Linked DNA regions of Mus musculus: regions 1, 2, 3, 4 and 5 are each linked to region 6. Evidence: chromatin loops called from intact Hi-C (ENCODE). Cell type or tissue: heart. All regions are shown on one strand. Each heading gives the region's core, and the rest is flanking DNA. Links, peaks and the distances in the headings are about the cores only. Region 1 has its middle 5.1 kb from the start of Gm32897. Region 2 has its middle 40 kb from the start of Gm572. Region 3 holds the start of Cenps (centromere protein S). Region 4 holds the start of Casz1 (castor zinc finger 1). Region 5 has its middle 43 kb from the start of Gm32897. Region 6 overlaps Pex14 (peroxisomal biogenesis factor 14).

Region 1 (4,987 bases), core at 305-4,304, 330 kb after region 6:
GCCCCTGGAAAGTGCTGGAAAATGAACCATCGATTTTAGACTTCATCTGCATTTTGTATTTTAATAATGCTCTCTCTGTCTTTCCTTTTCTCCCTCTCTCCCTCTCTCCCTCTCTCTCTCTCCCTCTCTCTCTCTCTCTCTCTCTTTTGCAAAATATAAAAGCTGCTCTGATAAATATTAATTTGAACCATCATAATGTATTTGAAAATTCCAGCTAAAATGTCACCACATGGAACATTAATGTAATATTTCAAGGCCCTGAGAGCAATACTCATATTGATTGCATTTATTTCACTCTAGGGAGGAGAGATAATTCTTCAATGTGGGACACATCTGGGAGCCAAGGAGGCAGAGGCTGAGGGGAGAAACGCGAAATTATATATGGTCATAAAAAATACAAAACAGAAAATCCTCCTCAAACTCTCCTCTTCAGCCTAGCCCCACCCCAAACTTGCCATTTACATCCCCCAGCATGCCCCGGGGCAGTGCAAGGACTGCTACCCGTGAGCCTTTGGGGCAGAGGTCGCAGGACAAAAGCTGAGCGACCTCTGCTCAGGTGCCACCATCACATAGGCCCTGCCTCCAGGAGGCCAGCGGCATCTCAAGGGGTCTGGAGGGACAGAGGAGTCAGAGTCTAGCTGGGGTCTGAAGCTGCAGGGTGTGAGTTAGCGTGTGTACAGTTGCTGTGGGGACTGGGGAAGGAGAAAGAAAGGAGTCAGAGGAGAGGAGAGGAGAGGAGAGGAGAGGAGAGGAGAGGAGAGGAGAGGAGAGGAGAGGAGAGGAGAGGAGAGGAGAGGAGAGGAGAGGAGAGGAGAGGAGAGGAGAGGAGAGGAGAGGAGAGGAGAGGAGAGGAGAGGAGAGGAGAGGAGAGGAGAGGAGAGAGAAGGCAAGCAAGACATCAGGACTAGACAGAGGGCCAAAAGAGAAAGGAGAGGAAGGACAGACAGGAGACAGAGGGGGACAGATAGGAGAGAGAAGGCACAGAAGAGGAAGAAGATGGGCCCAGAGGGGAGAGCAGGGGAGGGGGAGGCGGAGTGGGGGCACCGGTCTGGAGTCCCAGCTCCTTTCCCTGTCATTAAGGGTATTGACGTGCTCAGGCGTCAACGAGTCTTTGTACAAGTGAAAGGAAACCTGATGCTGCTGGTGACCCTGAGCCCACGCCCTCCGTGTCTCCCTCCCAACTCCTCTCCTGGAGCAGAGTAAGAGGTGGGAGCTTTGAGAGCTGAGATGACTCGGGCTCCTGCCATCCCGGGTTGATCCCAGAGGGTGGCTAGGCAGGGACCCCATAGTTTGGATTCGTGCCCCCATCCAGGTCTCATCAAAACCCTCCTGACTTCTTGGGTGACTGAGGGTGAGAGGAGCTGATTTCCGTGAGGCCTTGAGGGAGACAGGGAGAAAGGCCAGAGGTTGGAATGTTCAAAGTCAGGTTCATCTTTGCACACTGTCACCGCCTCTCAGAAGCTCTCTCCCGGTCCACCATGCCCGTGGCGCTCGCTTATACAGTGCACGCTTACCTGGGACTATCTGAATTATCTGCTTGCTTTTAAATGTGTCTCCCTGACCACTTGGAGATGAAGTTTTGAAAGGACAGGGACCAGGCCTACCTTATTCACCATCGCGTCCCCTACACCTCGCCCGCCCCGGCCAGATGTTCCCTAGTGCTGGCTGACTTGATGGAAGGAAAAGAGGATGCCTGGACGTACAGACGGATGCTGCAGGCTCTGCCCTCACCCTGAACCAGCCCCTCCTCGCCCCCATCCGGGACCGCTCCCCGCCCGCGCCCGCGCCCCCGCCGCCGCCTGAGGCTGCGCCCCCCGCCTCCCCGCAGCCGTCATTCGCGAAGCTGCCACAATATTGTGAAGGCTCCGCGCTCCCGCTCCTCCGCGCAGCCCGCAGCCCGCGCGGGGGAAGGCGAGCGACGCGGGCTGCCGATGAATAATGCATGACTAAGGCGCCCCCTACCGGCGGTCGCGGGCAGCGCGCGACCCGGCCCAAACGGGCCCCCACGCAGCAGATCCTGCAGCCCGGAAACTTCGCGCCCCACGCACACCCTCCTCGCTCCAGAAACCCCAAGACTGATCAGGAAGCGAGGCTACCAGAATCGGGGAACATGCCAAGCGTGAGATCCATGTGTGCGGTGGGGCAGAATGGGGAAGCCTGGCACCTCCAGGGCCTCTGAACCTGGGCTTGGGCTAAGCCTGCAGTGCAGCCTCCAGGAAGGGCAAGCCTGGACAACGCAGGGTCTTAATTCAAAGGAGTGCAAGCAGTTTCACAAGTACTTCCAAGTTGCTGTGGAATATTTATAAGTCTGAGGTGTGGGGGAGGGGTGGAGCACAGTACAATAATATATAGGCATGAAAATGTCATAATGAAATCCAATCCTTTGAAGAGTAAAAAATACAAAGGTTTTTTGTTGTTGTTGTTGTTGTTGTTGTTAAGAAGATGCAGCTGGGTGTGCATTTGGAGGCAGAGAAGGAGGATCTCATGAATTCGAGGTCTACCTGGTCTACATCGTTGAAACCCTACCTCTCCTTGCAAAGGGGATGGGGAGATGCTCTGAAGAGATAGGTGGCTCAGGGTTAAGAACACTCGCTGCTCTTACAGAGGACCTGGGTTAGACTCACAGCACCCACAGCTCATAACCATTTGTAACTGCAGTTCCAGAGATCCTATGCCCTCTTCTGGCCTCCTCAGGCATCAGGCATCCACGTGACATACACACTAATACGCAGGCAAAACACTCATATACATACAATAAAAATAAATAAATAAAAATCACCCTTTGGAGGATGATGATCAAGAGAAAGTCCCTTTCCCCTAGCATATGTTGCAACATGCCTGTTATCCCTAGGACCCCTGGTGTGGTCACTTGCTCTCTGGGCTGGCCACCATCTCCTAACAGGAAGGTACTTAAGGAAGCCAAGTGCCCATGTGTCCCTTACAGCCGCCCTCACATCCCTGTGGCCTTTCTTTTTTTTTTTAAAGATTTTATTTATTTATTTATTTATTTATTTATTATATTTAAGTACACTGTAGCTGTCTTCAGACACCTCAGGAAGGGGCATCAGATCTCATTATGGATGTTTGTGAGCCACCATGTGGTTGCTGAGATTTGAACTCAGGACCTTTGGAAGAGCAGTCAATGCTCTTAACCACTGAGCCATTTCTCCACCACCACCACCACCACCACCCCCCACCACCCCACCCCCGCTGTGGCCTTTCTATTGACAGTTCATCTACTCCAATTACTGTCGCTTTCGCCTGATCCAAGGCCCAACCTTAGTAACCTAGAAGGAAGGGGTGACATAGTGGTTGGGAGCATGGATCTAAGTGGGTGGCTGGGTGCTATGTTGACCTGGGACACATAGTCTCAGCGACTCTGCAAATCAGAACCATAAGCAGATGAGAGACTTGAGGCACAGAAAGGCAGACTCCCCGGCTCCATACCACACTGCTCAGGTGTGAACGGAGCTTCACTCTCCCCTCAGCCTGAAGCTGGGATGAGCAGAGACACTTGGGGCAGAACAGAACTCCACTCTTCTACCCAGACAGTCTGTGTCCTAGAACCACTCGCCAAGAGGTCAGCCAGCTTGGAGCCTCTCTGCAAGCCCTTCGAGGCTGAGGGAACGTGGGTTGCAAACACTGTTGCTTTGGGGTAGGGGGTGGGGGGAGACAGCCAGACTGATGACGGCAAGTGTGCAAATGGGACCCACAGGAAACACACACAGGGTCCCAAATTACCTCTCAAGGAACGACGGCCAGCTCGATGATAACGTGTGACAACCATTTAGAAACCTTGGACTTAGAATCTTTCAGGTGTGGCCTGGATTACACGCTTGCTTCTGCTCTGCTCGGTTGCCTCATCTGAGATGTTGACGGGAATGAAAAAGCAGGGTGTTGAGGGCCACAGGGGCCTCAGGTGGGCTGTGCAGTGACTCCGGGCTCTGCTGAGATAATTCTTGCCCAGGTTTACAGACAACTTGCTTTCCAGAATACAGTAACTTTCCCTGCCCACCCACCACCACCACCCCGAAACAAACCAACAAACAGGGTTTCTCTGTAGTCCTGGCTGCCCTGAAACTTGCTCTGTAGACTAGGCTGGCCTGGAACTCAGAGATATGCCTGCCTCTGCCTTCCAAATGCTACCCCCACCCCAGAGCAACTATGTTTGCAATCCAAGTTCTCTCAACCTCATAGGGCTCGCAGAGAGGCACCAGGCTAACTGGCCTCCTGGAGAGGGTTCTGAGACACAAAGGTGTGTGTCTGGCTTTTTTTTTTTTTTTAGTAACTTTATTTTTTTTCAGGTTTGGAGTTTTCCCGAAAGCAATCTAAAGATTTGGGGGTATTTCACTTGAGCGAGACCCCAAGGGAAGCAATGAGAGCGTTGGGCAGCAAAAGCATTGAGTGTCAGTGAAGAGGTCTGGGAATCTCTAGGGACCTCCAGGGACCCGCAGAGCACACACCCACGTTGTCCCTGGAACAGCTGGATATCTGCCCACCACTGTCCCTGGGCCACTGGTGGGAGATCACAGGGGGTGAGCTCGTCGCTGCGGGTACAGGAATGTCCTTTGGGAGCAGGAGTCGGAGTGATTCGTATAACATTCGCTCTGGAGCAAGGCAAAAGGACACAGCAAAGCTCGAAGCCCACTGTGGTCCCTGACTCCTGTTGGCTGCCTGGTCATCAGCCCGGTCCACTCTGGGGCCATAAACAGGCTCTGCAGCCAGCTCTGAAAAAAAAAGGAGGAGACTGCTCGTTTACATAGGACTCAGTTCAGGAGGGGGGCCAGAGAGGCAGCACATCCATCAGGAGACTGTGGGTTGAACAGCCTTCCTGAAGGAAACCCCCCCTTGCACTGTCCCCACTCCCCCAAAGCTCCTTCTGGTTAGAATACCAATGTCAAATTGCTGGGGCCAGAGCAAAGCATCCCTGTGTCCTCCAGTCAACCAGAACTCCAGGCTAGACTTCACTGTGAACCTGCTGCCCCCC
Region 2 (4,987 bases), core at 364-4,363, 390 kb after region 6:
GTGAGTGACACAAGGCAGACAAGGAAATGTGTCAAGGCAAGGGCTCGGCTCTGTCCGTCACACTGGAAGTGTTTGGCCATATCATCCACCGCTGTCATTATTCCTTCCGAACCCACTGTCCATGGCCTCTCAGGAGAGGGAACCAGTTCCGAGAACAGCACCCCCAAGACTCCATCAGGGAGGCGAGGAGCGGTGGGCAGCCATGGCTACTGAGGGTGGTAACTGAGAGCAGACACTGTGCCCACGGCTCTTGGGTATAAGCAGCTGGAGACCATGGAATGTCCATAGAACTCTGGGGCCAGCAAGGGTGAAAGGGTGTGCCTTGTTAGGAGCACAGCATCTGCAGACCAGAGCTTTACTCACCAGCCCAGGCTGGAACATAGTTCTGTCCGCACACTAGATGTGGGGAAGCAGGGCCCGTGCTGCCCAGCAGCTCCATGCCAGCTCTTCCTGCCTCTGGTGGAGAAGGCAGGACCCATAGCAAAGCAAAGGCTGGGGTCAGAAACAAAGTGGCTCAGAACGAGGCTCTCAGGCTTCCAAACCAGAAGGTGATACTGGCTCTCTCTCTCTCTTCACTGTCTCTGCACCCATGTTGCTGTTCCCATGCCACAGGTAGGAAGACAAAGGCTCGAAGCCCCGAGGCACACTGACACTCACCCATGGCAGCACTCTGAGGAGAAAGCACAACAGGGATGTAAGCCAGGACTCGGTAACTCCGAAGTCTGTTCTCTCCACCCAATTCACTTCCAGGAAGCCTGGTCCTTCTCCTCCCTGTACTCAGGGTTAGCCCAGGAAGAAGAGCGGTAGCCTTGCAGATAGACCCTGCAGGTAGGGAACACACTTGACATCCTCCCAAGATAGATGCCTCTACCAGATGTGGCAAATGCACAGGGCTTCATACACCCCAGGATTACTTCAGATGGAGCCCCAACACAAAATCATATTGCACAACCCTCGACGACGACGATGATGACGACGACGCAGTGTCAAAGGCTAGACTGTCTCCTTCAGGCGGGGGGTGGGGGGTGGGGGTGGGGGATGGCTCAGAGGGTACAGGTACTTGCCTCCAAGGCTGATGTCATGACTCCTTGGGTCCCACCTGATGGAAAGAGAGACCTGACTCCTGCAAGATGGCCTCTGCTTCTGTGCCATGGCACACACATGCTCCCCTCCCTGCAACAAATAAATAAATAAATGTAATTTTTTAAAGGTCGAATTTAAGCCAGGCAGTGGTTATGCATGCCTATAATCCTAACACTAAGGAGGCAAGGCAGGCGGATTTCTGAGTTCGAGGCCAGCCTGGTCTACAGAGTGAGTTCCAGGACAGCCAGGGCTACACAGAGAAACCCTGTCTTGAAAACCTAAAAAAAAAAAAAAAATTCTTTTCCAGAGAAGGAGGCATATTTGTCCTGACTTCCCCGGAACATGCATGGCAATGGTATAATTTTACATTTTTCTTTTCATTTAAAAGTTATATATATTTGTGCCAGGTGTGGTGGCCCACACCTTTAATCCCAGAACTTGAGAGGCAGAGGCAGGCGGATCTATGTGGTTGATGTTCGAAACCAGCTTGGTTTACAAAGTGAATTCCAGAACAGCCAGGGAAACCCTGTCCCGGAAAAAAAAAAAAGAAAATAAAGTTATATATTTGAGGTGTGTGTGTGTGTGTGTATATGTGTGTAGACCATTCAGATATAACTGACATGTCAAACGAACCATTTCCTGGCTATATCTGCTTAGGTCGTGTCTATGTAAGGGGAAGACACTAAGTGAATAGCCACCCAGTATGTTGGTGGGTAAGACCCAGGTGTGAAAGCAAAAGCCAGCATCCTCCTGCCCAAATGAAGCACCAGATGGGAAGGAAGTTGGGATTCTGGCACCACCGACCATGGTGAGGACCAGGAACAGGTAAGCATGAGCTTGCGAGAGAGGCCAGTGGATGGCATTCCCCATCCATCCAGGCCCCACGTTAGGAGCCTGGAGGCCATATTGCCGGCTCTCCTCCCTGGGCTGCATGGCCCCGCAGCTGGCTGGTGTAGAGCACACATGTTTTGACTGAAGCCCTCTCCCCCCACCTCTTGAACACGCTAACATTAAAGGGAGCGTAGCTTTGTAAAACTGAAACTATAAAACGCTTCTGAAACCCAGCCCGGGGGATTAAAGAAACCACATGAAAAGGGACTCGGGCCGACCTGGACGCTGACTTCCTGTTCAGAAGATCGCTCAACATGTGCCTCCCACCCGGGCTGGTGGTGTGGATAAGGAGGAGGAGGCAGGAGGATGGCCAGGGCCAGTAGAGGCATCCAGGAACCCCCACTAGTCCAAAGAATAGCTGATAGGCTTGGCCCCGTGACCCCAGCAGAATCCTTCCAGGCCTCTGACTTCCAGAGACTGAGTAGGGTAGACATGGACTTTGGTCTGAGGAGCCTGGTCTGTAGTAACAGGCAGTTCAGGGGTCATGCTATGGCCAGGCCAGCTCCCCAGCTTCTGCCAGTCTCCTCTGCTGTCTCACTTGGTGTCCAGAGGCCTGGATGCTTGGCTGTGCAGGAAGTCCCTGGAGCCCCAGCTCACCCTCCTGACCAGACAGGATGAGCCTCTCTGCCAGGGGCTGTGGAGATGGCTCAGGTCAGTAAAAAGGAGGGGAACCTAAAGAGATGGCACAGTGGTTAAGAGCTCACAGGTTGGTCTCCCAAAGGACCCAAGTTCAATCCCTAGCACCCACAGCAGGTGCCTTATAGCTTACTGCTTTAACTCCACATCCAGTTTATCTGATGCCTCTGGCCTCCACCGACACCTGCATTCACGCACATATATGTGCATGCTTACGTGTGTGTGTGTGTGTGTGTGTGTATGTGTGTGTGTGTGTGTGTGTGTGTGTGAGAGAGAGAGAGAGAGAGAGAGAGTCAGTGAATCTGTCTCCACTAACCACAGGAGCTGACGGTAGATTCAATCGTCATCTCTGCCATTTCTCAGCTGAGTCCACTCCAACCCACCCTATAGGGCCACTTAGGGGAAAGCGGTCAGCGAAAAATGCCAGGTGTGTGGGGAGCTCCCCAGGGGAACTGCCCACCAGTGCTTCTCACATTATTGAGCAGGGCAGAGTTAGAGCAGTAGTCTGGGATGCTAGGTCCTGCTGGCACAGCCAGAGTCTGGGGCTGGCCTCACAAGCCTGCGGCTTGGGTTCTCTGTCTCGCTAAGTGGCCCCTCTCTTAGCCCAGGGGGGTTGGTCTTGGGAAAGACAAGCTGGTCAGGGGTCTTTTCAGACTCTGGTGCTCCAGTTTGGGGGGGCTCAATCTGCCTCCTTCGTAGATTCTTGATTTAGTGGCCAAAGAAAGACACTCAAGCACTGCCAGTTTTGAGGATGCATACCCCGGATACACTCTGGGCGGACACGCACTCATGCCCCCTGTATTCCACACACACATAAATGCAGACACCCTTCTGGGACACACACCACAGGCCACTTGGCAGCCACCCCCAGCCCCCAGCTTCTCTAGAGTCCTCCCTCTGTTACATAAACTCCCCGTGCCCTCCAGTGTCCCCCGCAATCACTTACCTAATATTAGGATATTAAAAAATATGGCAAGATTTTAAGAGACTTATTAAAATGCAATTAGCAGCATGTTCGACCTAAGCAGGGAGATTATTTTTAAAAATGACTTGATTGTGCGGAATACCACGCACCTTCCTGAGGCCGTAAACCTGCCAATCACACACACTCAGAAAGGAGATTTCCCTGCTGCCTTTGCCCTTCAGGATTTTCTCGCGCCCCCACCCTCCCCACCGCCGCCCCGGGACTATGAAGGTGGTGCCCCCAAAACCTACAAACTCTGCCCATTTGCACGTAGTTACACTAAGACTATCTGAAAGACCCCATTGGGAGGAAATCAATGGGTTAGTCAAGTCCAAAGATAAACTTGTCGAAGCTTAAGAAGACAGCCAGAGAGTGGGCAAGACAGGGGAGGGAAACCCTACCCCACCTTATGGGGAACTGTTCTTTGATAGGAAAAGGCTGAAGAGAAAAGCTGAAAGGAGGAGGAAGACTTCCTAGGGAGAGAGTTACCGCTGACCTCTTCTGAGGGTTGTACCCCAGAGGCCCCCCCACCCCTAAGCCCCCAACCCTTGTAGCAGCCCCAGGTCAGGCTGGAACAGTGTGTTATGCTGCCCCCTGCTGGCTGCTCTTTACATTGCAGCTCCACTTTTAACTGGAGACCCAGCTTCAGGCTCTGGGGTCCAGTGTCAGCCATTCTCCATCTAGAAGGGCCACGAGGACCGCCGCCCACGACCCCACCACCACCTTTAACCAAGATCTCTCCCAGGCAGGACTCGGATCTACAGAGAAGCATGCACTGGTGTCGTGGGGAACTCTGCGGTGAGTTCCCATGCAGCCCCGCCCTGGCTGGAGGAGTTTATCAAATGTGCTTTCTGCTTCCTGGCATTAGGCTCCCCTGGCACTTTTATTCCAGCCATAAAAAGGCTATTTCATTGAGAAATAAAGTCCCATCTCCCTGACGTGTAACTCCTTTCAGAGCTCTTACTCAACTGCCAGGCAAAATTTATGCTTCCTGGATGCTCTCTCTTGTGATTGCAACTGGAAATTGGGCAGAAAGCTGGAAGGCAGATCTCCTTCCTGGCCAATAGGACCTGGGTTTGTTTCTTTGGTCTAAAGGAATTCTGAAGACTCAAGGTGTGCTGGAAGGATTCCTTGCCTAAGAATATGAAGACCTTGAGTTACTATTTTCCAGCTATCTATGTGACCTTGGATCAGGCTGTGAGCCTCAGTTTCTGCATCCATAAAATGGAAACAATCGTTTCTTTCTTCCTCAAAGGGGTGGTCCTGCTTACAGTGGGCAGATGGTGGTGGCAAGACTTTGAAACAGAATGTAGCCTTTATTTTAGAGGCAAAGGAGTTCTTTGACTTAGGGAGTACCAGTCTCCTCTCTCTCTCTCTCTCTCTCTCTCTCTCTCTCTCTCTCTCTCTCTCTCT
Region 3 (4,987 bases), core at 660-4,659, 61 kb before region 6:
CAACTCTCAGGGCTGGTCCTCCTGCTTCCCCTTGTAGTGATTTTAAATCTTTGTTCTTGTAGTGATTTTAAATCTTGTAGTGATTTTAAATCTTTGTTTTAAATCTTTGCTGACAACTTTATTTACTAATTAGAGCCAACTGGGGGCAGGGACCCACGATGCCTTACATATAGATGTACAAATTCCTATGTAATTAAAAACAATTAACATAATAAACCGAATCTACAATAGGTTGTGGTATTTCTTAACAGACCTCGCCGCAGTGGTGGTGCACACCTTTAATCCCAGCACTTGGGAGGGAGAGGCAGGTGGATTTCTGAGTTCCAGGACAGCCTGGTCTACAAAGTGAGTTCCAGGACAGCCAGGACTATACAGAGAAACCCTGTCTTGAAAAAAAAAAAAAAGGATTAACAGACCTCACACAGAATGTAACAGTTTAGATGATCAGCATGACCCTGCTTTGAGTTATTTTTTTTCTTTCTCTCTTTCTCTCTTTCTTTTTTTTTTTTTTTTTTTTTTTTGAATTTTTGAGACAGGGTTTTTCTGTGTAGCCCTGGCTGTCCTGGAACTCACTGTGTAGACCAGGCCGGCCTCGAACTCAGAAATCTGCCTGCCTCTCAAGTGCTGGGATTAAAGGAGTGCGCCACCACCACCTGGCTCTTTCTTTCTTTTTTAAAGATTTATTTATTATATACGTAAGTACACTGTAGCTGTCTTCAGACACTCCAGAAGAGGGTGTCAGATCTCATTACAGATGGTTGACCTCTGAGTCATCTCTCCAGCCCCAAGTTATTTTTCTGTGTCAATGACTGGCAGGCAAATTACAGCGATAATATGAAATAGCTGGTAGGCATTGGCTACAGCCATTTCGGGGCCAGGCAGACCTCTCTACAGATCCTTTTTTTAATGTCTGAGTGTTTTGCCTGCGTGCATGAATTGGGCTCTTGGAGATCAGAAGAGAGCACTGACTCCTGGAAACAGTAATCATAGACAGGTGTGAACCACCATGTGGGTGCCATGAACCAAATCCTGGTCTGCAGGAACGGCAGCTGTTATTATTGCAGAGCCACCTCAGAGCCTCTCGCTGTATAGCTTGACATAATGGAGAAGCAGCCACTCTTGTCCCTGGTAACGTGAACCACTCGCTCTGAGGGGATAGCGTTTGAGCAGTGATCTCACTGATCACTGATTTGGTGCTGGTGGAAGAGCCATAAAAATCCAAGGTTCCTTGCACGAGGTTGTGTGTGTGAATGGTTCACCATAGAAGGCGCTGCCTTCCATAACTTACATCAACTGGCTATTGGTTTGTGTGAGTGTGAGCACACAGTGGATGTAAGAAAACAACTTTCTGGAGTCAGTTCTGGGAATCAAACTCAGGGCCTCAGGGCCCCAGGCTTGCAGGGCAATGTGTTTTGACCCACAAAACGATCTTTTTTCTCTCTCTTTCTTCTCTCTCTTTCTTCTCTCTCTTTCTTCTTTCTCTTTCTTTCTTTCCGAGACAGGGTTTCTCTGTATAGCTCTGGCTGTCCTGGAACTCACTTTGTAGACCAGGCTGGCCTCGAACTCAGAAATTCGCCTGCCTCTGCCTCCCAAGTGCTAGGATTAAAGGCATGTGCCACCATGCCTGGCTTTCACAAAGCTATCTTGCCAGCCAAGTGCTTTATCATCTGTTAATTGTGGGCTATACACTCTTGCTTTTTTTGTTTTGTTTTGTTTTTTAATTTTAAGGCAAGTTTCACTATGTAGCCCTGGCTGGTCTGGAACTCACAGAGATCCACTGGCCTATGACTCAAGAGTGCTGGGATTAAAAGGGTGCATCACCAGGCCCAACATATATATATTTTTTACTTAAACACTTTTATTTACTTATATATTTATTATGCATATGTGTGTATTTGTGTGTGCATCTGCATGCGGGTACCAAGAGAGACCAAGAGAGAACATTGTGTCCCTTAGAGATGGAATTACACGTGTTTAGTGAGCCACCTGATGTGGGTGGTGCGTCTGGCCGGTGCTCTCAGTGACTGCTAACCAGTGAGCCATCTCACGCACGTTCTTACAGATGCTTGAACCCCGGGTCACACCAACGCTAAGACCCTTCCGCGAGCTGTCGCCAGGGGGCGCGCGCGGGACAGGAAGGAGGCGCTTCGCGCTTTGACCCTCGGCGCCGCCCGTCGCAGAGGTAGCGCGGGAAAGTCTGAGCCGACAGTGGCGCGCCGACCGGGGTTGTCCGCAGTGATGGAGGAGGTGGAGGCTGAGGAGCCGCAGGAGTTCTCTCACCGGCAGGTATAAAATAAATGGGGTCCCAGCAAGGGCAGGACGTGAGGTCCTGGGAGAGGGAAAGGCCCCGAGTCCCTAGCCGGCCTCCGCGTGTGCGCATGCGTCGCTCGGCTGCAAGGAGGGGGTGCGGTCCGCCGAGCCTGCGTCCAGCTCGCCAGAGTCCGGGTGTCCCGGCGCTGTGAGGGTCGGGTGTGGGCGCTACAGAGAGACGATGGGGCTTGGAGGAGCGTTTGCCCAGCATGAGGGAATCTATGGGTTCGAGTCCCAGCACCGCACCTACCGGGCTTGGTGGTGAACGACTGTGACCCCAGCACGGAGCGGGGTGTGTGTGGAAGCGAGAGGCTTAGGGTGGAGGCAGAAGCCAGTTTAGAGTCATTTTCAGCGATATACCGAGTTCGAGGCCAACCGGGATTACGGGAGGCCCTGTCTTAAAGGAGGGCCCGCCCGGTGGTGGCGGCGCAAGTCCTTAATCCCAGACTGAGGCAGGCACATCTCTCAATTGGTCTACAGAGTGAGTTCCAGGACAGCTAAGGCTACACTGAGAAACCCTGTCTCGAAAAACAAAACAAAAACAACAAAACAAAACAAAAACAACAAAACAAAACAAAACAACAAAAGAGGCTGGGGATAGCGCGTGTGAGGGTGAGAGAGATGCAGGAGAGACACACAGACTAATTCAGGGGCTGAGGCAGGAGGATTACGAGTTTTAGATCAGTTAAGTACCTAGAGAGACCCTGTCTCAGGAACAAGCGAGGACAGTGCGTGGGGCTCAGGCCTTTAATTTCAGGAGTCAGAGCGAGCGGTGTGTGTGAGCTTGAGGCTAGCCTGGTTTACATAGTGAGACCTGAGCAGTTCACTAGGACCTGGGAAACGTTGTCTATTCTATGCTGCAGAGCCCGGAGTCAGCCCCTGGCAGGCTGCCCTAGAACCCACCCTCTGGCGTCGGTTGTGATTTCGGGTCCTCTAGTCAGTTAGTCGTGGCCCAAATATAGTTTTCTCCTTTGCAAAGTCGGAATACGGATAACTACTGCACGGGGTGGTGTCAGAGCCAATATTCAGTTGTTTGATGAATCAGAGCTGCCATCTCAGCTGGGAATGATTGTGAGCTCAGGGTTGGGGGTTGCTTCCTTAGGTATCTGCGTCCCATCGGCTGTCTGCCCTGCACTCCTGTTTTAAGAAATTCAGAACCTGGGCTGGAGAGATGGCTCAGTGGGTAAGAGCACCCAACTGCTCTTCTGAAGGTCAGGAGTTCAAATCCCAGCAACCACATGGTGGCTCACAACCATCTGTAACAAGATCTGACTCCCTCTTCTGGAGTGTCTGAAGACAGCTACAGTGTACTTACATATAATAAATAAATAAATCTTAAAAAAAAAAAAAAAGAAATTCAGAACCTTTAGAACCATCGCTAGAGCCCAGCTGTGAGCACCCAAGCGGCCATCATCTGTTTTCACTTGGCAGCTTGCTTTCATTTCAGTGGTCCTCAACCTGTGGGTTGAGACCCCAATTAGATATCCTGCCTATCTGATAATTATGATTCACAACAGAGATTCACAAAGTTACAGTTATGAAGTAGCAATGAAATAATTCTGTGGTTTATGTATTAAAATTAAATAGTAAAACAATTTTACTACACGAGGAACTGAGTTAAAGGATGGCATCCTTGGGAAAGCAGGGAGCCACTGCTCATCTGCTCTCTGTAGCAAGCGCAATTCTCAGGCTCTCATTTCAGTTGTAGAGCCCTGACCCTCCTTAGGGAGTGTGGCTAAGCCGTTTTAGCCTGCTGGAGGCTCTGAGTTCAGATGAAGCCTGGCACGGGCCACTGAGCGCAGATTTCTGGGAGGCAACCTGGTCTGCAGAGTGAGTTCCAGGCCAACCAGTGTTACACGGAGACCCTGTCTAGAAAATAAAATAAGATGAGAACACAAGTCAAGTTCAGGGTGGCATATTTGTCTTCTGCAGAGGAGGAAGGTTCTCTGTTCTCTTACACCCTTCTGATCGATTGTTACATTTCACAAGTGTGTTCAGTTGTTGAACTTTGTTTGTTTTTGTTTTTTCCAGACAGGGTTTCTCTGTGTAGCTCTGGCTGTCCTAGAACTCACTCTGTAGACCAGGCTGGCCTTGAATTCAGAAATCCTCCTGCCTCTGCCTCCCAAGGTGTTGGGGTTAAAGGCGTGAGCCACCACGCCCGGCTAGTTGTTGAACTTTATTTTTTTTAATATTTATTGATTTATTTAATGTATGTGAGTACACTGTCATTCTCTTCAGACACACCAGAAGAGGGCATCAGATCCCATTACAGATGGTTGTGAGCCACCATGTGGTTGCTGGGAATTGAACTCAGGACCTCTGGTAGAGCAGTCAGTGCTCTTAACCACTAAGCCATCTCTCCAGCCCCGTTGTTGAACTTTGTTTCCTTTTTTGTTTGTTTGTTTTGTTTTATTTTTCCAAGATAGAGATCTTCTATGTAGTCCTGGATGTTTTGGAACTCACTCTATAGATCAGGCTGGCCTCAAATTCAGAAACCCGACTGCCTCTGCCTCTCTAGTGCTCGGATTAAAGGCTTGTGTCACCACCACCCTGATCTTTTTTGTTTTTGACACTGACGGTTTTGAAGAGTCCATTAAGAGCAAAGGTGTAATGGAGAGCATAGACTATAGTTAAATTATTATTATTTACTTATTTATATTTTATTTATTTATTTTGG
Region 4 (4,987 bases), core at 393-4,392, 270 kb after region 6:
ATGTTCTTATGTTACTGAGCTTTAAAAAAAAAAAAGAAAAAAGAAAAAAAGACAAACAAGAGAGAGGAGAGAGAGAGAGAGAGAGAGAGAGAGAGAGAGAGATGACTTTCCTTGAATGATCTGTTTAACCTAAGCCAGAGGAAAAAAAAGAAAGTCATTAATTACTTATGTGAGCTATTGCTTCAGAAAGACAATAAACCTGCCCGGTCGCCATGGATATGACATATTTGCTCTGAAAACAACACAATAATTAGCAAAGGGGAAAGATACAAGGAGAATATGCAAACTCCTGAGTTTAAAGCCACAGTGCTCTTTTTACCCCTAAGCCTCTGCTCTGTTTGCAATCCAAATCAAACAAAAATTTAAAATATAGCAAAGAGGGAAATAGCAGGGTTGGCTTCCCCCTCCCCTCTCCCGTGAGCTGAAAAGCAACAAGGGCTCCACCCGCCTGCAAAATAAGACTTGGGGGGGGGGGCATGTATTGCTTGTTTGTTTTCTCCTAGCAGGGGTAAAGTCTTGGTGTTTTTTTTTTTTTTTTTTAAGTGAGCTCTTATTTAGTATTGGGCCTTCTGGCCAGATATAAATTTATTTATGAAAGTCAAATGCCCTGTGTGTGGTTCATGCCCCCCCCCAAAGTAAATGGAAATGTAAGGGGGGGCTGCAGTTGAAAAAGCTAACCAGCCTATTCCAAAAGCACAAACTCTGTAGGGGACCTCCATTCCCCCTACCTCCAAGAAAATGGAGCCTGGGTCTTATTTTAATATTAAAAATGCATTAAATGGTTTTACCTACAACTTAGTCCCTAAGGATCATTACGAAATGCAATCGCTTTGTATCATATCTGTCAGCGTGATAAATATTGGAGCTAGAGAAGGTTTGCATTTTTTTTTCAGGATGTCACCAATCAAGATGGTTTTTTTTTCTGCCTTATTTTCTTAATTCACTGACTCCCCCTAACCATGACCACCACACACACACACACACACACACACACACACACACACCCTAAACTGAGAAGGAGAAAAAGTTGATATACTTTTAAACACCAACCACAGGTCAGTAATACTCTCAAAAAGCAAGAAAAAAGCTAGGAGTTAAAATTTTGGGGTGACAACTTCCCAAAAGAGGGAAAATTGCAGTATCCTATTAGCTTTGACTGAAAACCTTTTCCTTCTTCCCAGAGGCGAAATTCCCAAAAACAGATGGTCAGGATCTCAAAGAAAGTAAATATACCTCAACCCCCACAGGCAGAGAAATCTAACTTTGAACTTCTTTTTAAATTAAGGGGGGGGCAAGATAAACTATTAATAAGAATGAGAGATGGGTTGCGTTTTGTTTTTCTTATTCAAAAAAAATCATTAAGCACAAGGGGAGCAGATATAAAGGGGGAGGCGCCTATGTAACAGACTTTCCTATTTTTTTAAACAATAGTTTTTTTTTTTTCAGATTGGCCCCTTTGATCTTGAAAGAATTTTGCTCTTCTATGATGGGGGGGGGGAGGGCTCGGTGGTGAGATGATCCTGCTTTAAATGGTGACGCAACTTGGGGATCAAAGCCTTCTCTTTCTGTTAGCCATAATAAGCTGTACTTGCCACGAAGCGGGAGTCCCCCGGGCTCCTTTCCTTCGTCAGAAGGAAATAAAATGAGTTGATACTCAGAGCAAGACACGAAGGTGCAAAGTCTAAAAACAAAATAAAACAAAAAGGGCAAGGCGGAGGGGAAGAGGGAGGCACTGGCTCTTTAAACGTTTTAGTGCATATGGAGTTTGATTTCTGAAAGAGATCAGTTTAACATCTCCATAGAAACCAGCAACAGATTATCATCAACAGAATAAATAACTAGTCTAATAAATTAAACAGGAGGCATAAGATCGCTGGAAACCTGATTACTGAAGTTCAACAATATTCCCCATAAACCCTCGTTAACCGCCTCTAAGGTGGCTAACAAGATGGGGTGAGGGGGTGTCTTTCGGATACGCTAGGTTCCGTGAAGACTGACGCTGGACGCTGCCAGAGGTGGAAGAAAATTCCCCTTCTCGGTCCAGGAAAGGGTCTGGGAGTTGCAGTGAGGGGCGAAGCACAAAAAGCCAAAGTTTGGGAAGTGTGAAAGTGGTTCCAATTGCGCGATACAGTGCGGGGTGCAAGGACCGCCCGGGACGCACCGCTCGGCCGCCACTGGGGCTCAAGCTAAGAGCTTTGCGCTTGGGCGCGGATCTGCCCAGCGCCCCCTCCGGGCACGTGGAGTGCAGTCAGGGCGCAGCCCCGGGGGACCAACTATCCCCCGCCCCACGCCTGGCGCAGCTGCTCCTGCTCAGCCGGGACAGCTCCCTTTAGCATGGCGGCGTGTGTGTGTGTGTGTGTGTGTGTGTGTGTGTGTGTGTGTGTGTGTGTGTGTGTGTGTGTGTGTGTGTGTGTACGCGCGCGCGCTCTGGGCGGGGGGGGGGGGGTGGTCACCAACGTTACCAGACGATCTGTTTTCCAGTTCCCTTGTGCGCTCTCACCGCGCGCCCATACCAGCTTGGAGGCGGCCTAAATTTACCAACTTTGTCCGGAGACTACTTTACCCCATCCCACCCCCAACCTCTGTGACTGTATTAAGCGTTAGCTGGACAGATACACACACCGAGGGCCGCGCCCCCCACACTCCTTTGGAGAAGCGACGTACACGCTCAGTCTCCCCAACATTCTGCCAGGTTTAGGGGAGCTCCAGCTCGGAGGAGGGGTATTATCCCTGCTGGAACACATCTTCCACCCAGGCATCTACATCTTCACCCTTCCCAGCGTGACTGGATGGAGGTCCTCGCCGCACCCAGGCCGGCTTCGCAAGCCGAAGCTGAATCTGGAGAAACTTGTCTGCGGGGAGAAGCGGTCCCTGGCCTCACTCCTCTCCTCCCCCAGCTCGGGGACCCCGGTCGGGGAAGACTTGGAAGAAGAATCTGTGCCCACCCCCTAGAGAAAAATCTATTATTATGATCTTAATCTACGCCCCCAAAGTGTCCCTCCCGCTGTGATTGACGGCGCATACACCTGTTCCCCTCTCAGAGTAGAGTCCAAACGCTGGGGACAGACATTCGCTCAACCGCTTCTCGGCCGCCCAGCGCCCGCCCGCGCCCGGGCACCCCCGCCCGCAGCCCCAGTGCTCCCCTGGTCGAATCTCTCCACCCTAGGAGGCCGCCCCCTCCCCTCCCAGGCCTTGCTCCCCGGCTTCTCCCGCTCCGGGTCGCGCTGGCTTCGAAAAGAGAGAGAAAGAACAGAAAGCAAAACTTCCTGGCGGCCGACGGTCATCAGCTGCACATTCTGCAAATGCCACCGAGTAAAAATAAACCGGCCGCCGCTCCGCCCGGCCGGCTCACCCCGGGCGCACGACTCAGCCCCCTGTCCCGGGAGGTCCACGGCTGAGGGTCTGTCTGGCAGGGTCCCCTGATTCCCGCGCACCCCTCAGAGTCCCACTCCGTCAGTTACCACTTGACGCTCCTGTATAGTGAAGGTCGACCCAAGAGTCCTGGTGGCCCAGTCATCTCCCCTTCACTGTCCCCTGTGCCCCTACATGCTCCTGTCCTCTGCCAGGAGCCGATTTCAGCCCCATGTCCTCTCCACACGCTAAACCCCCGAGGTCCTCCTCAGCCCACCTAGGGTCACAGACCCCGTCCAATCCTCTCCTATCCCTAGAGAGAGCCCCCACCTCCGGCGCCGGAGCTCACCGCTCCACCCGCAATCGGGCCTGCCAACCCAGCGTCCCAAGTCCCCGGGCGCAACTTCTCTCTCCGCGCACACAGTAGCCGCCACAACTCCCCCGGAACTTTTCCCCAGATCCAGGGCGAGCTTCAGCCGACAGCAGAGCGGTCGGAGCCAGTACCCAGCGTTGCGAGCCGGAGCCCGGGGGGGGACTCGGGGGTAGGGGGAAAGAGTAAGAAGCGCCACTTGCCGCGCTTGGAGCGGCGCACTTGAGATAAACTTCCCAGGCACAGATAGAAAAGGGGGCGCCGCTCCCCAGATCCCAGAACCCTCTTGCCTTCATTTTCCCACCCGGAGCTCCCCTTGGCACCCTGCGCCTACGCGAACACTGCCTACCTCTGCTGGCAGAACATACACCCCGGTGTCGGGGCACAAGAGCCGGCTAGAGGAGATCCCCACCCACCCCTTCCCTTGGGCAAAGTCTTGCAAAGTCACCCCAGGAGCCCCTCACCCCTGCCTCCTTCTCTCCTCCAGACAGCTCACGACCCCCCTGCAGCAGGAGGGGGCGTGGGAGAAGGAACGATCACCCAGTATTGGCAAGCACCTGCGCCCCCAGCCCACTGCGCGGAAAGCGCCCCCACCCTAGTTGCAAAGTCCTGTACTCGTGCCTGGCACCTCCCCCTCTTCTCCCCTACCCCGCCGACCCCTCAGTTGGAGTAAGTGACCCCCAGGAGCTGCAGCCCTCCCTCCACTGGAGCGGCTCGCCGGGCATTCCCCTGGTCACTGCGGGCGCCGCGCCGCCCCGCGCCGGGGTGCCAGCCCTCTGTGCCCCCTACCTCCCGTACAGCCGGAGTTGGGTGGCAGCCGCCGCTCGCAGGCTGGCTGGCTCGGTCGTTCGCTCGTTCGCCCGCTCCCAGCTGCAAGCGGCAACCCCGGGGGTAGTGAACTGCACCGGGACAAGGGTGAAACCTGGAGGCGCCCCAATAGGCCCGCAGAGGTGGAGGGCTTGAAGGGGCCGCGGTGGAAGGAGCGCCGAGTCTCTTACCTGCACTTGGGGCGGCTTTGGGTGACTTTCCAAGTCCGGGGAAAAATGTGTGTGTGTTTGGGATGGAGCGCCGCGGGCGCGCATGCGCGACCGAAGTTGCCGGATCCCGGATTTTTCGCTCCCAGTCTCCGCTCTCGCCCGCTGTGATTATGGAATTCTCCGCGGCCGAACGGGCGAGTGGGTGGCATGCAAAACCCGGGCCGGATCGCGGGGCTGGGCTCCGCTCCACCCTCACACCCCCAGACCTTCCCCTCTAGCATTCTTCCCA
Region 5 (4,987 bases), core at 313-4,312, 370 kb after region 6:
AAAAAGAGGCAGGCGATGGAAACATTAGTCTGTCTGTGTTAGCAATCCCATAGTCACATTTTATTGTTACTGTCAGGATGCAAAAGCTGCGCTTAAAACAAAATAATACATAATGTATTACTGAGGCATAAACATCGGCGAGCCGCAAGCGGCCGGCGTTTTTATTCTAAAAAGAAGATGGGGGAAAAGGCGAAGGAAGGGACACTGTGTGTGTTGGGGGGGGGGGTGCGGCCTCTGAGAAAGAGATGGCAGAGCTGGGAGCCCCAGATCTAGAGGACTGAGGCACTCAGAGCTTCAGCCACAATACTGTCCCTTTCCTGGCTCCTCCTGGGTCAGGGGATCTGTTCTCTGAGGAACTCTTGGATCCTTGATGTCCAGTCTCCCTTTAGTTCAGGCTTGCTCTCAGATCCAACCTCACTTAGGGAGGGAAGGAGCCAGGCAGCCTCTGACAGTTGGGGTTCAGAGAATGACAGTAACTTACTCTGGGTCACACAGAAGTAAGCGATGTGACCAGGGAGAGAAGCTAGCGTAGAGTTCCAGAGCCCTAGTTTGGTGACTGAGCTAGCTAGGGACTTGAAGGTCTTTAGGCAGCACCACCACCACCCCCTCCCACCCCCGCACTTGGGTCCCTGAGGTAGTCTCTCTGCTCCATCCCTGGCAGCTTCCTCGTGTGTCATCTTCCAAAACACATTTCTCTTCCCCTTCACGCCAACATAAAGCTACCCAGTCCTCTCGGAGACAAGCTGTGCCTGGCAGGGTCCTCTTCAGCCCGGCCATGCCCTCACACACTTGGTAGCAGCCTCTGTGACCATCCTTGTAACCCTTCAGTCCACTGAGTTCACTCCCACCTGACAGCTGGAGTGACTGCCCAGTTCCTCTACCGGAAAGTCATATGTGGCCCCGTCATGGCAAATCCTCCAGGAAGGCTTCCTGGGTTACCTGTTGACACCTGTCTATACCCTTTTTTTATTTACTTGTTTATCACTCGTTTGCCCTAAATAAAGATGAAAGAAGACGGGGCCAGTTGTTCCTGGTTACCGTGGTGTCTCCAGCTCCTGGCCCCTGCACAGTCTGTACAGTGTGTTCTTTGTGGAGAAAGGTGGATGGGCCACATGGTCCCTTTGGCTGTCATTGCAGGTAACAGATGGGATGTATGTGAGTCTTGGGAACTTCTGGGGCTGTGGCATATCCTGCCTCCCCAAGGAACCCAGAGCCAGCCCCTCTTCCCGTGTTTGGACACTCCACCTCCCCTCTAGAGACAGATGTCCCCACCTCCCTGTATGGATCCAGCCCACCAGAGACCGTGTGCGTGAAGGCAGGGCCTCCGCCATCTGCCCAGCATGACTTGTAACATCTGGCGACTTACTTCTCTCAAGCCTTCCCAGATGTTTGGTGTCGGGAATCCCTCCCCTCATCCCACCATTCCCTACTCTTCTGATTTTCTTGGGCCTCACCTCAGAGAAGGGCCTGGAGACTTCCACCACCCCTCCCTCCCACCAGCTTACCGCCCTGGACTCCCCTCCTCTCAGGCCACTGAAACCCTTCGATCCAGTTTCTCTCCTCCCCTGAAAGGCTTCTCTCAGCACTGTGGAACAGCTCTAGGGTTCAACCCCTGACCTCTGACCCTTTGGGGAGAGCAGTCAGGAAATGGAAGCTGTGTGGCTTTCAGATCTACTACGGTACCTGCCTGAACCTCAGTTTCCTGATCTGTAAATTGGGGACAAGAACAACGTCTTGATCTGCAAGGGCAACAGGGAAAGCCTATAGTACTGTACTCTGAGGGCCTTCCATGGCACTCAAGGTAGGGGATATTGGGGCAGAGCCACCAGAGAGGGTGCTAGGGCCAGTCCCTATCCCACCCTAGCCCTCTGGGGTAGCTTACCCTTCAGTTTAAGGGCACTTGGTGCCACCTAGTGGTGGGTGTGGACACGGACTGGCCTGACCAGGTAGGTGGGAAACTGGGTCTGGGTCAGGACACACACAGGAGAATTAAGTTAGGGCTGAGAGTCTGGCTTTGTTGGAGGCTAGCGTGCACCTGCAAAGTCCTTCTACCCATGTAGAAGCCATCTTGGATATGAAACAGGGCGTGACCACCTCCAGAATGCTCTGTGTGTGCTCTGTGTTCAAGTCAGAAGCTGCCATGCCCTCCCCAGCTTGGACACCAGCAAGCACTCCACCAGACAGGGAGACCCAGCATGGAGGCCTGAAGGAGAGCACAGCTCTCCCCACCCCACCTCTTACAGTAACAACCGCCTCCTCCTCAGACCCAAAACAGTGGAAGGCTGGATGGCCTGTTCCTAGAGTCCTTCCTGGTCCCTCCTGTGTGCCAGACATGGTATGTGCATGTGTGCTGTAGTGTATCTACAGCTTGTGTGTATCTGTGTGTATGTGTGTGTATCTGTGTGCTGCATGTTTGTCTGTGTGTGTATCTGTGTGTGTCTTTGTTTGTGTGTGTGTCTGTGTGTTTATGTGTGTCTGTGTCTATTTGTATATGGATATGTATGCATCTGTCTGTGTGTGTATCTTTGTGTGTCTGTGTGGATGTCTGTGCCTGAGTGTTTATGTGTGTCTGTGTGTTTATGTGTGTCTGTGTATTCATGTGTGTCAGTGTCTGTATGTGTTTGTGTGTATGTCTGTGTCTGTGTGTGTATGAATGTATGTGTAAATGGCAAATGGGGAGGAGGGTAGATGAGAGATGAGAAGGCAGAGAAACAACAGGAATGTCGGCGTGTTCATAGGAGCCCCAAGAAAAGTGCTGAGGGGCAGAGCCTGGGGCAGACAGGAAGAGGAGATTGTGACAGACAGGGTGGCGTGAGCCTTCCCCACAGCTGCAGTAAAGCCTGGTGGTTACAGCCTCGGGTTGTAAGCTTCTGCCAGCTGCACTTGCCCATCGTATGACTCTAGTGGAACAACTAAAGTTCTCCAGGTCTCTGTTTGGCCATGGCTAAAATGAAAAGAGCTATGCTCTCCCAGGCTTGTCCCTGGGAATAAATGACATCAGCTCCCAGGAGATTCAGCAAGAGAGGGAGCTTCTCCAGACCCCACCATGTCTTCCTCATTACACACATACACGCACATCCTCATTACACACGCACATGCACAGGCACAGAAGGACACACATCTCAGGAGCTCAGGGTTGAGCCTCGAAAGGGTACAGTGTCTGGCTATATAAAGCTATGTGTCTGGGGGTGCACAGATGACAAGCTGCATTGACACATGTACCTCTGAGCATGGCTGTGTCTTCAAGTCTGGGGGCATGGGATGCCAGGAGTAGGGCGGTGCTCCCATGCCTGAATGTGGGTGTGCAGGGCCCCAACAAGGGCTGTCATTGCCACCAACAGCTAGGGCTGTCATTATAGGGGGAAAATGTCAGCTACCGACTCCTCTAAGCCCACCCCCCGCCTGGCAGGGTTACCTCTTTTCTGCCTGTCAGAGCTGGGGTGAGAGAGCTTTGAGCCTGTGCACAGGGTAGGATCAGGAGTCTTCTGGAGTCAGTGAGCCCTTTGTGGGTTCATCCCTGAGGTCTGGGACGAGGGGGGGGGTCTGTTCTGACATGAGGTGTGGAACAGAATGCAGGGAGACTGGCATCTCTCTCTTCTGCCACAAAATTATAGGCTGTGGATAGGAAGAAAGCTTAATTAGTAAAATGCTCGATTTGCAAGCATGAAGACTTGAGTTTGAGTTCTAGCACCCCAATACAAAAGCCAAGCATGGTGGGCAGGTGGTGAGGCGTGGACTTCGGGACACTGGCTGAGTGTCTGTGTGGATGTCTGTGCCTGAGTATTTATGTGTGTCTGTGTGTTTATTGTGTGTCTGTGTGTTTATGTGTGTTCGAGCTTAGCCTAATTAGTGAGCTACAGATCCCACTGAAAGGCTCTGTCTCAAAAAAACAAAGTGGACAGAAGAATGTACCAGAAGGTGATCTCTGGCATCCATGCCCAGAAACGCACACACACCACCACCACCACCACTACCACCACCACCACCAACAACAACAACAGTGGACAGCCTGTGACTAGCTCTCTGTACAAAGCTATCTGCTCTTACACCCCTAGCCCAGGCCTGTGTGTGTCGGAGCATCTATTGGGTAGGAAGAGGACCTTGGGTCAAACAGATCTGGTTTTTGGGCTCCAGCACTATAGCTTCATGGCTATGTAGTCATAAGCAAGTCAAGTAACCTTTCTGAGTCACGGCCCCTTCCCTGACCAGCAGCGACAGTGCTAATCACCCCTGCAGGGTACTTGGCCTATATCACTTGGCACCTATGTTGGAGGCCATATTCAGGGAGTGTGGTCTATGCATCAAGTGTCAGTCACCTCTGGGAGTCCCTTCTGTCCATTCCCCATGGTGGCTGCTTGATTGCTGTGTCTATTCCACACATGAGGGAAGAAGCCAAGGAGACAGATTGTCAGATGTCACCAACCTCCAGATAAAGGCACGGAGGAGCAAGGTGGAATTACCTGTGTGGTCAGTCTGGGGATGGAAAGTGTCTCACTCCCTCAGATGACCCCTGAACAAATGAGTTGTAGGCTCCTTGGCCATCTCCTCCTCAGCACTCTCACAGGAAGAAACTGAGTCCAGATCAGGCCGGACATTCACAGAAGTCCCTACAGTAACGGCAGGGAGGTGGCCCCACCCACACTCCAGGTATGGCCTCTGAGTCCCCTGAAGTGAAACACATTCCCTGAGCGCTCCCTATGTAACCAGAATGGCCAGGCTGGAAGCAAAGACCCTTGGGAGGTTCCCTGGGGGGGAAGGGGGGCTCACAGCCTGGTGGGGAAAGATAACAGGCAAATTAACATAATTCAATGACTGGAGGCTTTAAAGCTGAGGGCATGGGAGAGGAGAAAGATCTAAGGTGGTCAGGACAGAGTCCTGGGAAAGAGGAGGACAGTTGCTATTTCACTGCCTCGAGCTAACTCAGTCTTAGAGAATGAAGGACAGGTACTCCAGGCAGGGGACTGTGTGGTCAAAGCAGGAATGTGGG
Region 6 (4,987 bases), core at 384-4,383:
CTCCCCTTCCATGTCCCTTTTCTTCACTGCCTGTTTTCTTGACTCCTTTTTTCTTTCTTTCTTCCTCTTGTCCCTTCTTTTTCTTTTTGAGACGGTCTCATGTGGTGTAGGGCTGGCCTATGATTCATAAGCTCCCGCTGTAGCCTCCGGAGTCCTGGAATTACAAACTTTACTGCACATTGAGCTTCCTTATTTAAAAAAAAAAAAGTTTAAGGCAGGCGTTCTAGCGCATGCTTTTATTGTGCAAAGGCAGGTGGATCTGGAGTTCAAGGCCAGCCTGGTTTACTGAGCTAGTTCCAGGTCAGCCAGGCTACTGTCTATACAGACAAACCCCGTCTCAAAAAACAAAAGTTTAAAGTTTGTGTTTACTTGTGTATGAGTGTATGCCTTAGCTGGCTCTGAATGATGCTGAAGTGTCTGGGAGAGGAGGAAGGAACAGCTTGTGCAAAGCCCCTCCTCAGAGACAGCAGAAGCCAGAGTGTCTGTTACGGATGGGCTTGGGAGTTAGGCAGTAGAGTCTTGACATGTGCTTAGAATAGATGGGAGGATTCCAAGACCGCGCTGAGGACTTGTTCTTGTCTTATGAGAACAGTAAGGAGCTATTGATGATGCTTATGGGCGTGGATGAGTAAGTAAGGGAGATGATCGAGTTGCCCTTTACAAATGATTTGGGTTTTGTGTTGTGGAAAGTGAATTGGAAGAGAGCCAGCACGAGACCAGGTAAGCTGATTAGAAAGCATTTGCCGTGGTCCAGGCAAGTGATGCTGGAAGCTTGTACCAAAGTGATGGCAGCAGAGATAAAGAGAGGTGGAGGGTTGACTCCATGGCTACGTAGGAGAGATGATGGGCAGGAGGAGATGAGGGGTACTTTGGGAGTAAGGGAGGGAGCTCTTGAAGACCTTCCAGCAGTTACTGGAGGGCAGGCATCCATGGCAGTCAGGGCAGTCTGTGCTAAGACTTGAAAATCTAAGGGGAGGCAGGAAGGAGGCCTGGAGGGTGGCACAGGGAGAGAAAGGTCACTAGGTATGAGGACTGACCTCCAGTTATAGTTTCAAGCTGCCTGGCCTTCTGCTCTGGGGTGGTGGAGCTCATAGGCTAGAACTCTGGATAAAGTGTGTGGTGGCAGGCAGCTGTGCGGTAAGGCGGTCTTTAGGAACCTTCTCTAGACTCTTTCCTCTCTCAGCTTCTGCCCTCTTCATAGGAGGCTGGCACAGGCCATCTGAACTAGCTGGGAGGCAGAATGGTGGCCGGCTCCTGGGATACACATTAGCTGCCCTTGTCCGGGTGTTGTCTGTAGAAAATTGACTTTAATGTCAGTAACAGTAAAAAACTAACCACAACTCAGGCCGGCCGCTTGTCTCATCCTTCTGGAGATTTGTGTCTTGCTTTAGCACCCTATTCTTGCTCTGAATTTTAGCTAGTTCAGTATAGGGTTGAAGGTATGAGAAAGGCTGTGGCCCAGAAGGAAACAGATGGGAGCCTGGCCGGCAGGTCACAGTGCTATTGCTTGCTCATAGGCTGCTCTGTTTATTTCTCAGCCTGACACCAGATTATTTCTTAACCCAGAGCAGGTTGTTAGTGATGGGCAGTGCTGTAGCCAGTGCCGTAGGCTGGGGGCAGTAGTGGTGGGGTGCATTTCTTTGATCCCAGCGCTGGGGAAGCTGAGACAAGAGGACCAGGGCTTTAAGGTTACACTTAGTGATACGGTGAGTTGGAGGCCAGCTTGGGCTACATGGAGACACTGTCACAGAAGCGAAACAATCCAAAGAAAGTGGCACTTGGCTGCAATGAGAGAAAACCCCTTAGTGTGGGTTGCCGATGCCCCCCTGTGGCTGCCTTTTGTTCTACACTTTTGCTCTCTCTGTAGTTCAGTCTATCTGTGACAGTGGTAGAAAAGCATGTAGACCATTCTTAGGCCTTTTTCTGGCCTTTTTTGTCATGGTCCACATCCTTCCTGATTGCATCTGATCCTTGGTCCTCCTGAGAAAAAACCAGCCCTGTTCATGAGGGGCTATGGCTGTGAACCCAGAAACAGTCTGCAGACTGAGACTCGCAGCTCCTGCTGCAGGAGCCCGTGGAGAACAGAACCGACCTGGGTGCACTGCCTGTTTTTCTGATGTCCATGAGGTGGCACTGTGATCTTACTTTTGTTTCTGTTTTTCTTTGCAGCCAAGCTCTCCTCCAGGAAGTGAAAATGTGGTGCCCCGAGAGCCACTGGTAAGTATGAAAGACCTGGAGGAGCCTATGGCTGCGCCTCGAATCAGCGGCCTGCATGCTTGGAGGCAGGACCTGGTGACCCTTGCCCCTGACCTCTGGCTTGTGACTTCTGCTTATCAGGAGGGAGTGACAAGACCTCTTGGAGCACCCATCTCTACAGTCACATGGCACTTTGTTTGCTGCTGCTAGTAGGACTAGGTGACAGCAAGGTTGCTGCTTGTCAGCTTCACACTGTCAGAAACCTGAAGTAGCTAGTCTTTGCTTCTCAGTGAAGCACCCGGGGTGGGGTGGGGTGAGGTGCCCTTTAAGGACCAGGTAAGAGGAAGGGTTCTGGGGTTGCTTGGTCTGTGGTTCTGTCTGTGATGGGTGGCACCCATGGTATTGTAGATTCTTGATAGGAAAGAAACCTACTGAGGGTTGAAGGACCTTTTCTCTTTCTAAACAAGGAGGGCCACCCTCTGGAGCTCAGTTTGTCCTTGCACTCACTATGTGGCCTAGGCTGGCTTCCTGCTCACAACAGTTCTCCGGGCACAGCTTCACAAGCGCAGCAGGTAGAGGACAAACACCACTGCTCTCAGCTAAGGAACTCTGTTTGCAGAGTGGTCTGAACCAGAGTCCCTGCCTGCCTGCCTGCCTGCCCTGTTTTCACTGTTTGGCATTTCAGGACTTGATGTCAGTCCTGTGGGCTGGGTAGTAAGACCGGTTCTGTGCAAACCAGCTCAGTTTTAGGGGCGCGCCAGCATTGGGTTTAACGTTGCCAAGACTTTCCTGACTTGGAGTGGTGGTAGCGGTGAGCGTGGGGCGATCTGCCCAGGCTTTGTTTCCGTAGCCCGGGCAGTCTCCTGCTTTCTTCACTCTTCCCCGGCCGAGCTGGAGAGGGTGGCGTGAAGCCCTTGGCTGCGGTGAACAGGGCCAGGTTCTAGCAGGTTCTAAGGCTTTCTAGGCAGAGGGCGAGATAGATCTGGCTGCAGATGGGCCCAGAGGACCCAAGTACCTCCCAGACGTCTCCAGGGGAGTGGTGCTGTTACTCATGTCACCTCTGTCCCCAGCGATGGGCTCATCCCAGCATGTCTGTGGTACCTCTCTCCACTCTGTAGTTTTGCCTGGCTCTTCAGAAGATGCTCTGTTCTTCCAGGCCTGTGAGCTTGCTCTGTGGCCTGCCTCCAAGCCTTTCAGAGAGAAGCTGTGACTTACACTGAAGTCCAGACTGAACACAGCAGTCCGTTTCTATCCCTTACTGCTGCGGGCTCTTTTGAAACTTCCTGATTTGGCTTTCCATCCTCAACATGAGGCCAGGCTGTCTTTTGGGGGCACAACTGGAAAAGCTCTGTGGAAGCGTGGAGTCTCTGATGCTGCCTGACGCCTGGGTGCGGGGAGCCCTGCAGGCCTGTGCTGTGTAGGACTCTGAATGTGGCTCCTTCCGCTGTACCGCGCATCTGCCTACTGCCTGGTTATGCTATTTCTTTCTTTTCTGGGAGCCCCTGAGCAGTCTTCAAACCCTGGTAGCCTGTGATCGTCCAGAGTTCAGACTCATTCTCTCCAGGCCAACTCTACAATTACCTTATATTTAATTAATATTTTTTCTCCTCTTTACGTACTTACTGCATAATTGCTCAGAGGAAAGAAAACACATAGCAGCAATTTATATATATATAAAAAAAAACAATAATTAAAAAAAAACCCGAAATAAACTCCCATCTCATTTGGGCTGATCCTGTGAGTTGGGTAATTAGGGCCCTATTAAAAGGTAGACCCTTTCTCCTTCCCCCCTCCTTTTTTATTAATTTTTTTATATTAAACTCCCACAGTCTCTCAGTCATGCCCTTATTGCTTTTGGCCAGCCATTTGCAGCAGCCTGATTAAATGAGGGCACCAGCCGAGTTGTATGGTCTTGTGTGAACAACTCCTTTCTCTCGGGAGTGGTGGCAGGAGGGTGCCGGCAAAGGAGCCCATAGAACGCTGGCTTGTGGGGCAGGCCAGGGGCACAGGTCGAGCACCAAGATAGCTCTTGGCAGCTGTGGACCGGCGACTGCCTAGATGAGCATCCTAGGGTGCTGGTGAGGCAGTGGGCACAGCTCAGGCCCACAGCTCAGTGCACAGGGGTGTGGTTTGGAAGCATTCAGTGCTCCGCTCCTTCATCAGGGAGGGAGGCTGTTCAGGCTCAGTGTGCTGGCTGCTTCCTGGATGCTTAACCGCAGCACCGCACCCGCACCGGAGAATAGACCATTACAGAATCAAACAAGCCTCGTTTTTTTAAGTAATTCGTGTGTTTTATTTGGGGAAGAAAAGGCGTTTGTATACATGAGACAATTAGCGGAAAGGGAACATTGTATGTAATTTGAGGAAGCGCCACGAGGTTATGTATAATTTGGTGCAGAATTGCCTGGCTGTGAGTCTGAGAGGGCCCGCATGCAGAGGAGGAGGACGGTGCTTGGGCGGGGACTGGGGGATAGTTTCTGGGCTGTCTGGAGCTAGGTCTCGAAGAACATGATAGTAAAGTTGTGTTTATTTTTAACTCGTTGCAGTGTTAATTTTTTTTTTTCGAGACAGTGGAAGTTTTTAAGAATGAGGGCAGCTGGGCACATGGCGCACACTTGTAATCCCACACTAAAGAAGCTGAAGCTCGTGCGTTCAAGGTCACCTTAGAAATACGTGGGGGGAAGTCTGTACACGGGCCGCTCACTCAGAGGCAGAGCACTCGTTCAGCGTATGCGAAGCCCTGGTTTCCAACTCAGAATGAATGGCTGCACAGGGCAGCTTGGGTCTAGTC

The links. Hi-C counts contacts between places; a loop is a spot of excess contacts. Peaks named below come from ENCODE experiments on the same cell type or tissue, not always from the same donor. Only the 100,000 strongest peaks of a DNase experiment are listed, where the experiment ranks them.
Region 1: it touches region 6 in a loop (7-fold over the local background); 25 of 42 quality-filtered maps call a loop at or near these places.
Region 2: it touches region 6 in a loop (9-fold over the local background); 11 of 42 quality-filtered maps call a loop at or near these places.
Region 3: a loop joins it to region 6, with 12 times the contacts of the local background. A loop is called at or near these places in 8 of 42 quality-filtered maps.
Region 4: a loop joins it to region 6, with 2.1 times the contacts of the local background. A loop is called at or near these places in 5 of 42 quality-filtered maps.
Region 5: a loop joins it to region 6, with 4 times the contacts of the local background. A loop is called at or near these places in 21 of 42 quality-filtered maps.

What each region holds. Positions count from the first base shown.
Region 1 is chr4:148,739,809-148,744,795 of GRCm38, reverse strand. No RefSeq gene overlaps it. Among named protein-coding and RNA genes, the nearest start is that of Gm32897, 5.1 kb to the left of the region's middle. In heart, for the core only: a CTCF peak has its summit at 1,986 (motif pointing left); a DNase peak (open chromatin) is centred at 1,985; H3K4me3 peaks cover 1,316 bases; H3K27ac peaks cover 1,836 bases; H3K27me3 peaks cover 734 bases.
Region 2 is chr4:148,680,914-148,685,900 of GRCm38, reverse strand. No RefSeq gene overlaps it. Among named protein-coding and RNA genes, the nearest start is that of Gm572, 40 kb to the right of the region's middle. In heart, for the core only: CTCF peaks have their summits at 3,967 and 4,177 (motif pointing left); a DNase peak (open chromatin) is centred at 4,200; H3K4me3 peaks cover 230 bases; H3K27ac peaks cover 980 bases; H3K27me3 peaks cover 530 bases.
Region 3 is chr4:149,134,775-149,139,761 of GRCm38, reverse strand. It overlaps Cenps (centromere protein S), which reads left to right and starts at 2,162. Exons shown (of 5, transcript NM_027263.2): 1 at 2,162-2,286. The coding sequence starts at 2,239. In heart, for the core only: no CTCF peak of the experiment used is centred there; a DNase peak (open chromatin) is centred at 2,291; H3K4me3 peaks cover 1,359 bases; H3K27ac peaks cover 1,250 bases.
Region 4 is chr4:148,804,247-148,809,233 of GRCm38, reverse strand. It overlaps Casz1 (castor zinc finger 1), which reads right to left and starts at 4,842. Exons shown (of 21, transcript NM_001159344.1): 1 at 4,720-4,842. In heart, for the core only: a CTCF peak has its summit at 2,218 (motif pointing left); DNase peaks (open chromatin) are centred at 2,268, 2,703, 3,063, 3,263 and 1 weaker place; H3K4me3 peaks cover 2,950 bases; H3K27ac peaks cover 2,872 bases; H3K27me3 peaks cover 653 bases.
Region 5 is chr4:148,701,853-148,706,839 of GRCm38, reverse strand. No RefSeq gene overlaps it. Among named protein-coding and RNA genes, the nearest start is that of Gm32897, 43 kb to the left of the region's middle. In heart, for the core only: a CTCF peak has its summit at 1,918 (motif pointing left); no DNase peak of the experiment used is centred there; H3K27me3 peaks cover 2,202 bases.
Region 6 is chr4:149,073,250-149,078,236 of GRCm38, reverse strand. Pex14 (peroxisomal biogenesis factor 14) reads left to right here. Exons shown (of 9, transcript NM_019781.3): 2 at 2,170-2,217. Among named protein-coding and RNA genes, the nearest start is that of Gm46722, 22 kb to the left of the region's middle. In heart, for the core only: CTCF peaks have their summits at 1,871 (motif pointing left) and 2,081 (motif pointing right); a DNase peak (open chromatin) is centred at 2,176; H3K27ac peaks cover 1,037 bases.